Linked DNA regions of Homo sapiens: region 2 is linked to region 1. The links are chromatin loops, found by intact Hi-C in ENCODE. Cell type or tissue: ascending aorta. All regions are shown on one strand. Each heading gives the region's core, and the rest is flanking DNA. Links, peaks and the distances in the headings are about the cores only.

What was found. Peaks named below come from ENCODE experiments on the same cell type or tissue, not always from the same donor. Only the 100,000 strongest peaks of a DNase experiment are listed, where the experiment ranks them.
Region 2: a loop joins it to region 1, with 2.2 times the contacts of the local background. A loop is called at or near these places in 1 of 110 quality-filtered maps.

What each region holds. Positions count from the first base shown.
Region 1 is chr9:115,154,824-115,160,204 of GRCh38, reverse strand. All of the region lies in intron 1 of DELEC1 (deleted in esophageal cancer 1), which reads right to left. It overlaps LOC124902257 (a long non-coding RNA gene), which reads right to left and starts at 2,811. Exons shown (of 2, transcript XR_007061748.1): 1 at 2,490-2,811. In ascending aorta, for the core only: no CTCF peak of the experiment used is centred there; a DNase peak (open chromatin) is centred at 2,614; H3K27ac peaks cover 2,943 bases.
Region 2 is chr9:115,338,412-115,343,792 of GRCh38, reverse strand. The region is part of intron 4 of DELEC1 (deleted in esophageal cancer 1); the gene reads right to left. Among named protein-coding and RNA genes, the nearest start is that of DELEC1, 200 kb to the right of the region's middle. In ascending aorta, for the core only: no CTCF peak of the experiment used is centred there; a DNase peak (open chromatin) is centred at 2,202; H3K27ac peaks cover 1,126 bases.

The DNA.
Region 1 (5,381 bases), core at 290-5,289:
TCCTGGGGCATTTACAGAAGTCCTGTACCACCGAGGATTGGGTGACCATCCTTTTGTCCATGGTAGCTCTCATCTCCATGGCACTCGGCAAATACCAGGGGCTCTATAAATATTTGTTGACTCAGAATTAATTAGTTCCATTTGATTAGTCATTGATCTCTGATTAGCATTTGACAGGGAAAGCAAGGTGACATCTAGTCAGTATCTTTCAGTGGAAAGATCATCAATAGGTTTTGGTATCAAAAATTCTTGGTTTAAGTTCCAACTCTGCCACTCACACCCATGTGAATCTGGGCAAGTGACTTGAACCCTCCAGGTCTAATTTTTTTCACAGTCAACATTAGGATAATATCTCCTTGTGTCATTGTGAGAATTGAATATGAAAATGCACTCAGGTGATATTGAATATGGTAGGTTCTTAGTAAGTATTTGTTCCTAATAATAATGGTAGCAGAAGTGGGTTGATCCTTTAATGTGTGCCAGACAAAGGACATTATATGCATTATAACTTTTAGTCCTTACATCGGCTCCATAAAATGGACCAACTATCACTTCCATTTAGCAGGAGAGAAAACTGAGTCTCAGAGAGTTCAGGCAATGTGTACTATGCCATGCACTGGTCTGAAGTGGAGCTGCACTCTGAAGCCCTATTCTCTCCCATGTCTCTAATCATGATTTTGTTCTCCCACATATGGCCTCCATCTTTTCCCACAGAGACGTCAAGATACTGAAAAGTTTATGCAACTTACACAAGTTCACATGGTTGATCATTGACCATGATGCTGTGATGAAAAAATGCATTCTAGTAAAAGGGACTTCTTACCACGATTAGGCAACAGAGCCCAACACCTCCACTCTTTTTTATAACTGGAAATGATGTGTCATGAGAATACATGGAAAGTTTCAACAATGCCTGACACCGCTATTTCTCTGTTGCTGGTGACTTAGCTTTTCCATTAAGACCCACAAGGGAAGGAGAGCAACAAAATCCCAGCATGTCCCATCACCCAGCCCAGAATGCCCTCCCCCAAGAAGGTTCTGAGGTGTCAGGAAACACATTTAGACTCTGCAGCTGGCGTGAAAATAGTGCTGCATGGTCTGGTTCTTGTCCTCACCATATTCTGTCAAAGTACATAATTTGCAAGTCATGCCCATGGGGACATCTGGACTCTGTCATTGCCCCCAGGACCTATGCCAGTCTGGACCAGCTGTCGGAGTTAAAGAATCTCAGAATTAAAGTACAGTTTAGCTGACCAAATTGATAGAAATGAAAATGGATCATATAATATTACTGTTACCCAAACATATTGAAGCTTCCCTGTGTGACAATCCCTTGAAGAATGACTACGCATTCATTCTCTCATTTAGTAATCACAACACTCCCATAGGAAAGAAAATATGTAAGTTTTATATATAAAAACAATGAGCCAGGCCAGGCGCAGTGGCTCACGCCTATAATCCCAGCACTTTGGGCAGCTGAGGTGGGTGGATCATTTGAGGTCAGGAGTTCAAGACCAGCCTGGCCAACATGGTGAAACCCCGTCTCCACTAAAAATACAAAAATTAGCTGGGTGTGGTGGAACATGCCTGTAATCCCAGTTTACTCAGGAGGCTGAGGCAGGAAAATCGCTTCAACCAGGGAGGCAGAGGTTGCAATGAGCTGAGATCACACCACTGCACTCCAGGCTGGGCGACAGAGCAAGACTCCGTCTCAAAAAAAAAAAATTAAAAAAAAATTAGCCGAGCGTGGTGGCGCATGCCTGTAATCCCAGCTACTTGGGAGGCTGAGGCAGGAGAATCACTTGAACCTGGGAGGCAGAGGTTGCAGTGAGCCGAAGTTGTGCCACTGCACACTCCAGCCTGGATGACAGAGTGAGGCTCTGTCTCAAAAAACAAACAGACAAACAAAAAACAATGAATGATTTGTCCAACAATTCACAGGGTAATATGAAAACTTTCCTTTAGTCAGTGTTCCAGCTCCCTACTTTCTCTGCAGATATTGTCCTTTTGCTGTTATTTATAGTCCCCCTCCTTGCTCTGGTATGGTCTTATCCTGGCTGAGTGGGTGTTGAATGAAAGAAATAGGAAGATATAATTTTGGAGAATCCACCCTTTGCCAAGGACTACATCAAGTAACCAGGTACTTATAATACTTCTCTCAAGTAGTTTCTCACAAGACTAAATATCACCATCTCCTTTTTACAGATGAGGACAAGGACACTCAGCGAAGTGCACAAAGGACACTTGCAAGTGAGAGAACCTTGGACTCCATGCCATGATCTTCCTACCACCCAGGAGAGCAAGTTAATAAGAACATTAAAATGGTCAAATAGGCCGAGCATGGTGGTTCATGCCTATAATCCCAGCACTTTTGGAGGCTGAGGCCGGAGGATTGCTTGAACCCAGTAATTCGAGACCAGCCTGGAAAACAAAGACAGACCCCGTCTCTACAAAATATATAAAAATTATCCTGCCATGCTGGACTGTACCTGTAGTCCCATACTCTGGAGGCTGAGGTAGCAGGATTGCTTGAGCACATGAGGTTGAAGCTGCAGCAGGCCAAAGTTGCACCACTGCACTCTAGCCTAGGTTGACAGAGTGACAGCCCATCTAAAAAAAAAAAAGAAAAAAAAAAAAGTTAAATAGTAAGCCAAATCAAGGGCCTGGGTGATTCACCAGTTGGATGATATATCCTACAAAAATGTGGCAGCCTGTTCCCACTCAGCTTCTCTCTGTCAGAGGGTGAAACAAAAAAGGAACTAGAATATGGTAAAAAGCAAAAGTTAGAAAAGGTGTTGATCCTCTCGAAGCTCCTAGACCATAGGGAGGGCTTAACTTGTTTGAACTAAACCTTTGATTCACTGGTTGACTCATTCCATCATTCATGTTTATTGCTTGCTTTGTACCAGGCACCATATTAGGCATGAAGATATGAGCACGTTAAGAATACTGTGCCTGGCCCAAAGTGGAAAATCACGTACTATTTATGGAAGAAAGGAAAGAATTCAAGAAAAGAGAATATGAGTGAGACTCAATCCCTGTCTTCAAAGAGCTCAAAGTCTAGTAACCACCTAAAAATGAAACAGACACTGCCTAATAGCAACTACAATTACTAGATGTCAGGTTTGATAATGAGCTAGGAAGGAAAAAGAAAAAAAAGGAATATCATGCAAGATTCCCCAGAGGAAGTGAAGGGACTTTCAAGTTGAAATCTGAGAGATATTTTGGAGTTGAACCTAAGTGGGAAGTCACAGGAACAAAGATGTTCTAGCCAAAACTATGCAAAGGTCCAAGGTGCTGGGACCTCATTAAGGATTCAGGTATTTCAGAGAGACTCCAATATTGATTTTGGGCTTCTCTGTGGGAATGCACATGACTGTATTAGTGGGGTAGGAAGAGATGTGTTGAGAGATATGCCTGGAGAAACTATCAGAGGCTAGGATTTAAAGATTCTCTAAAGAGAGTCTAAAAAAGTAGATGTCTCAGAAGAGCATAAAGCAATGGAAGGATTTTCAGCAGAAGTGAAATATCTTTATAGTTGTCTGCTATGCATAGAATGGATTGGAGCAGCTGAGACTGAGGGCAGAGAGGCAAGATAAGAGGATACTGCCATAATCCAGGTGAGAAACACTGCCAACCTAAGAAAAGGTAATTTCAACTTCAAAAGATTCACAGTCCAAAATGGACAATTGTAGATTATTACAAATATTCTGAAGACAGAGGCATAAGAATCAGATGCAAGAATTAATCAGGTACAGTCCGTGATTGTATACCCAACTTTAATTTTCTCCAATAGAATAACTACAACAATAAAAATTTCTTTTATTTACTTTACATAAATCTTATAAATGACAATGTGTTCCCACTTGTCTTAAAGCCAATGTCTACTTTACAGTAGATGTTCAGTAAGTAAAGGCTCTCACTGAATTCCCCCAGTAGTCCTTTAAGGTAAGCAGGAGAGCTATGATCAGCATCTCCATTCAACAGATGGGAAAAATGAGACTCAGAGAAGTTAATGAGTGCCTGATGGTCCAAGAAAGCTTCAGAGCCAGAAATAAAACTAAATTTCATGTTTTTTTTTTTTTTTTTTTTTTGAGAAGGAATCTCACCCTGTCCTCTAGGCTGGAGCACAGTGGCGCAATCTCAGCTCATTGCAACCTCTGCTTCCCGGGTTGAAGCAATTCTCCTGCCTCAGCCTCCCAAGTAGCTGGGACTACAGGTGCCCAACATCACACCCGGCTAATTTTTGTGTATTTAGTAGAGACGGGGTTTCACCATACTGGCCAGGCTGGTCTCAAACTCCTGACCTTGTGATCTGCCCGCCTTGGCCTCCCAAAGTGGTGGGATTACAGGCATGAGCCACTGTGCCTGGCCAATTCCATGTATTCTTAACAGGTATTCTAACTACCTTGATGCTAGAAGTCCAGGGCATGATTTTTGGTGCCTACAGACAGAAGCCTGAGTTTGTATCTTAAAAACAGTTGATCTTAAAGCTTATTTTCCAAATAGCATTTTAAAGGAGGATTTGAATGCAGGGTCCACAAACACAGCTGGCAGGCAGGGTTAAGATAAGGGAGTTTGAAATACCTTAAGGTGGCAGAAAAATCTAAGATGATCTCTCACCCAAGGCTCCATATAGGCAGGTCGAACGGGTCTTATCCTGGGTCTTCGTGTGCTAAAGACAAATTTATGCGTGTTTATTTCCACTGACAACAAGTAAGGATTCTGGTCATTGTCCCTATCCCTGGTTCACTCCCCTACTGGCCCCTGTAGATGCCAAACTCCACACTTGCCAGGAGTTGATCTTCACAATTGATATGTGCTGAGCCAGTGCTGGCTGACAAAGATGTCTCAGAAATCTGGGCCACCAGCCTCTATATCCCGGGAGAACACCCCTCCAAACATTAGGAAAGAGACAGATGGTGAAATCCATCTTTCTACCTCCTAAAAAGCCACATCCTGCCAAGATCTTTCCAGCTCTGGATCCAGGCCCCTTCCCTCAGTCTCCCTTCCTGGACCAGGTGGAGATGAAGTCAGTCTCCTGGCTCCTCCAACTCATCCCCGGCGACTCAGCCCAGCTCACAGCTCTCCCACACTAAGTGAGGTTGACAGCTGGTCACTAGTGAAAGGAGAAAGACGGGGAGGTAAACCAGAAGGAGCAGAGAGCACCGCCAGTTAGGCCCTGTCCTTGCTGTTTGTAGGAGATGATATTACTGCTCACCTATCCTGTGCCTCTATCCTGTGCCCCTCACATGGAGGATTATATACCTTCATCCTGTTCAATTCTGGTAGATTCACAAGACTTGTTTTGGCCAAGGAAGCATAAGCAGAAGTGATGTGTGTCACTTCTAGGAAGATGCTTCTAAGAGCCAATGTGTGGT
Region 2 (5,381 bases), core at 127-5,126, 180 kb before region 1:
CTGAGGTTGTAGATCCTTTGTCTTCATCTTCTAAAGACAAGCTATGCTGGGTATAATGGGTCTAGTTTTCTTCCCTTTAAACATTATGGATATTATGCCACTGTCTTCTGCTATTACATGTTGCTGTGGAGGAGTATAAGGCAACTCTGAATTTTTTCCTTCTAAATTACTTTATTATTATTATTACATTATTATTATCACATCTGAAATGTATTAAATTTACTGGGATCTGTGCTGTTGATTCTATATAAAAATTTCTTGGCATGTAATATGATGATGTTTCTTTCTGTTAAATTATTTTCATCTCATAAAACATTTTCTAATGTGATTGTTCTCAAGCACAGCTTTGTCCTTGACTATGTTTTCAGTTGAGTTCATTCTACTTCTGGAATTTTCATGTGTCTTCCACTTCAATATTACTTAAAATTTCTTCTTTGATTATTTCTTGAGCTCTTCTCACCTTCTTTTTTTTTTTTTTTTTTTCCTTTTTTTTAAACTAGAACTCTTGCTTTTTAGCTCAGAGCTCCCTTTTTTATGCAAAAGAGATATCAGGGTGACCTAATGTTCTTGAAGCTGTCAGGAACTGGAAAACTATTTGCTAGAACTCTTCCTCCAGTGATGTGTGTTCTTTTGTTTGCTTTTCATTGCTTTGCTTATTCAGTGTCTATGCATAAACTTCTGTTCTTATTTCTTGCTCATAATTCTTTTTAACATGACAAAGTATTTACTAAACAATATTGTGCAGAGTGAGGAGTGCAGAAGTCAAAGATGGAGGGAAGTTCTTTAAAGGCAGTATTCATTTTTATTGCAAGTTTGTTTTCCAGAACACTTTTATCAAATTTAACCCTTCCATTCCTGCATGCAGCTGTCAATTCTTTCTGGTTTAGGTATTTGGAAGATCAGTTTGGCTTCCATGCTATCTCTGTATACACAAGCCTTCTGGCTTGTCATTCGGTGAACGCTATTTTCATGTCATCCTCCACCTTTCTTTTCCCCAGAGATGCAGTGACCATCTAGGTGGGCTAAATCACAATCAGTTACAAATATCATGATATAGCGTCCATCTCCAGACCAGTGGTTTTTTATAGCATTATCTCTCTTCTTCCATGGCTTGCCACAATTTTAAATTCTTCTACTTTAATCAAAGGACCACTGAATGGTCTTTTGAGGATTGTGGCACTTCTAGGAAAATCTGCACCCAGTTTCAGGTCCATAACAAGATTTCGTGGTGCTAAGTAGGAATATATCAAAGTCTGTGGTTCAGGGTTATAGCTATTTCCACGTTCACGGAAGATGGAGTAGATTTTATTTCTTTTTTTTGTTTGTTTGTTTTCTTTTTATCATTTTCAGAAAACTTAAAGGAAAGATTTATCAGTCTTTAATCCAATCAAGTCTCTTTGAGTGCTTCACAATCCCCATGTTAAGAATTGATCACAGTGCCCATGTAAATTGCATTGCTCTGCTTCCAGCTAGAGAAAAGCATGTGAGGAAGGTCTAGAGGCTGCACCTGTACATTTAATCAGCTTCCTTTAGTGAAAGATGATCATTTTGAAAGACATATTTTGTATTCTGTGTTTAAACTAGGACTTGAAAGAGGAGAAAATTGACCTATAGTTAGTTCATTATGCCCTGCTCTTTGCTAGTTCTCTTCTTTGAACAAACCCCACTACTCATATCACTTAGAGATTATGACTCTTTAAATCCTCTAAGAGCTCCTCCAGTGCCTAGCACAAGGTGTACCACCCAGTACACTCAAACAATGGGAAATCAAATGAAATAATTCCAGAAATTTACTGTGCAAAACAAATCCCACCTTTGCAAAGCTAAAGCTCATCTTTCTCCGAAACCTCTCTCTCACTCCTTACAGTTTCTCCATGCAGGTTCCCTCTTTCTGGAGATAAACTGAACAGAGGAATCTTGTTTGCTATATTTTTTGCAGGCAGCATCATGTGAAATAGGCACAGTGAAATGATTTCAACTGCAGCCCTTATTTTTCCATTTTTGTTCAAGACTCGAGAGTCCAGCTTGCCCAGGCCTGAAGCAAGAATGAAAAATTAAGTAAAAAGTTTAAAATCATGATGCTCAGAATCTCCATCCCAGGCCTGGAGGCAGCTCCTGGAAAATATGTGTCACATTTTTAAGCAAGACTCTCTGCTCCCTCCTTTTTCTTTCCTCCAAGACTCTGGAGCAAGCTTTGGGTGGGGCTCCTCTTCTCCCTAGAGGAACAGGCTGCTATTTTGGGGAATCTGATTGGGTTTCATGTTAACTGGAAACTTTGCCGCAAGGAGTGGCTCAAGGTCAAGAGAGACAGCTTCCACTTTGCTGTGTATTAGAAAGACTACCCATACGCAGGTGCTTTGGCATCAAGAAACCTGATTTAAATCTCAAATCCTGGGTCTGCACTTTCTAGCCATTTGACCTGAGTCAAATTACTTAAGTTGTCTGAGCTTCCATTTTTCTCATCTGTAAAATGGGTTTAATAAAATCTGTATCAGATAATCATATACACATGACAATTAGCATAGTTTCTACCAAAGAAGTACTCAATAAATGCTAAGTCATATGCAAAAACACACACTCTCTTCCTCCCTCCCTTTCTCTGTCTCTCTCTCTCTCACACACACACACACACACATGCACACACACATACATGTATGACCATCATTCACTTGGTACCAGCTGTGTCCTTGAGCCAACTCTATGAATTGGTTTTTAGGACAATTATTTTGCAGATGCAAATGATAAAAGTGAGACACAGCAATGTCAAGTAACCTGCCTGAGGTGGCATAATCAGGAAGTGAAGCAGTGAAACTCATATTTGAACTCAGATCTCTGATTCCAAAGCCCGTGTTCTTAAATGGTCTGACTGCTTCATTTCAAATCATTCACCCAACATATCCCAAATTATCTTCTCAACCCAAACCAAAGTACCCAAAGTGCCCTTACCTCAGGTTGATAAAGGGGCATTGCAAGAAAAATCACACATTGACCAAACCTCTTCTCACCACACACCTCCCTTCTCTGTTCCTCTGCAGGGGTAGCACTCTAAGTCCTCATCAGCTGTCTCTTTAATAAAAACTAAAGAGGACAGAGGATGAGGTCTGCGTTAGGTGCCCAGGAAGAAATGGTGCCAGGATAGTAGAGGGGCTTGGAAGGGAGGCAAGGACCATGAAAAAATTGAGGACCGAGGGCAGGTCCCCCTGTCCCCCTGCTGTTACTGGGCCACCTTAGGATCTGGGACTGTCGGCAGCTAAGCAGGCAAGACCAGGGCCCTCCCTGTCTGTCTCTGAGGTCATTCCCCAAGCACTCCACAGCCCTGACTTGCCAGGGATTAGCCCTGTCTGTAAGGGAGGTGCTGCCCCTGCCTGGCTCTGTGTCCTCTGGTTCCAGACTTCGAGCCAGTCCTAGAACCGACTAAGTTGCCCACTCCTTGCAACTCCTTCCACACTAGGTATGGACCCATTCTGTCTATTTATCTATTTGCGTCCATACAGAGAATCAATTTTATCTGCATATCCCTGGCACATAGCAGAGTCGGTGCTTAGTAAATGCCTATCTGTCTGAAGGACATCAAGGTATGGAGAAAAATGTCTTCAGAATTAAAAACATGGATTTAAATGCTAACCCTGGCCAGGCGCGGTGGCTCACACCTGTAATCCCAGCACTTTGGGAGGCTGAGGTGGGCAGATCATGAGGTCAGGAGATCGAGACCCTCCTGGCTAACATGGTGAAACTCTGTCCCTACTAAAAATACAAAAAAATTAGCCAGGCGTGGTGGCGGGCGCCTGGAGTCCCAACTACTCGGGAGGCTGAGGCAGGAGAATGGCGTGAACCCAGAAGGCGCAGCTTGCAGTGAGCCGAGATCGTGCCACTGCACTCCAGCCTGGGTGACAGAGCGAGACTCCATCTCAAAAAGAAAAAAAAAAAATGCTAACCCTCCCACTCAGTCTCTGTGACACCTTGGGTCATTACAATGTCTCCATGGGCCTTTTTCTTTTTTTTTTCATTTGCAATTGGAACTGATAATTCTTCCAATTCAATACTGCTGGGTGGATCATGTGAGATAATGCAAGTGAGAGAAGCTCATAAACTGTAAAGTGCTTACCAATGAGTAATTCTCAGGAAGACCAAGTGTCTAATGTCCCATGATTGGAGCAGCTATCCTGATCAGAGACTCATTTTACAGGTGCATGTGTGTCTTGAACATTTGTCTTATGCTTTCTGTGTGCTTAGAAGTGGTTCCTTACATCATTATTATAGTACACTGCATTTATCCATCATTCATTCATTGATTCGTTTGTATTATTTCATTCAGAATATGTTTATAACTTGGTATTTTCCAGGTTCTGTGATAAGTTCAAAAGATACCACAGTGAGGAAAGCAGACATGGATTTTGTCTCTTGGTGCTTATGGACTAATGGGAGAGAAGGGCATTATATAGATAGTAATTCAAATATTTTATTATAGTTGTGATAGTGCAAAAAGTGAAAGATACAGAAAATCAGAGCAGTATATAACAGAGCATAAACTGTGTGTGTGTGTGTGTGTGTGTGTGTGTGTGTGTATTTTCATGGTAGTGAGGTGGAGAGTCAATGCTTAAAAATAGTGAATACTTTCCTTAGAACATGTCAATTAAACACAGCCTAAATAATGAGTAGGACATCAGCAGGTTAAATGTCTGTGTCTTGTGTGTGCAGAGGGTGTTCATGGGTGGGGGTAGTTAGACACAAGCCTTTCAGAAAGAGATCAATTGGCAGCAAGATGACCACCAGGTAGGAAAGAGCTTGGCATCTAGAAAGCTGTTTGGGGAAGAGACAGGAAAAGACACATTCTGTCGAGTCTGAGATTTGTCTCACTTTTTCCTGTTGGCTTATACCAATGCTGCCAGCTACACAGAAGAAAAGAAGAAAGAGAAGGAGGAGAGAGAGGAGGAGAAGGAAAGGAGAAGGGAAATGTGGAAGGGGAGAAGGAAGAGGACTTTTGGATTTCTTTAAAAGGAAAGAGGAAATATAATTATTCTTTATGGAATTTTTGCCATTCTGCCTGGGTTCTCTGTCTAACGAGTGACCTCATTTCACTCCACCATTTGGGAAAAATGATAGGGATTATCTAGAACTTCTCTCTTTTCTTCACATTCAGCATCCAATTACCACTGTTTCTACCCACAGAATCTTCAAATCTGGGGGACAGGCTTGCTGAGGACAACATGGAGAATCCCCCGGTGCCCATGGGTTCCTGGGCATATTGGCCATGTTTGAACCAGCTTCCTTTCACAGAGTACTTAGCCATCATCTGGGGCTGGAAGAGGTCCTGTAGCAAACGAGGATTTCTGGCTGAGGCTACCCCCTGGTGCTATCCAAAGGCTTCTGGACTGACCCCA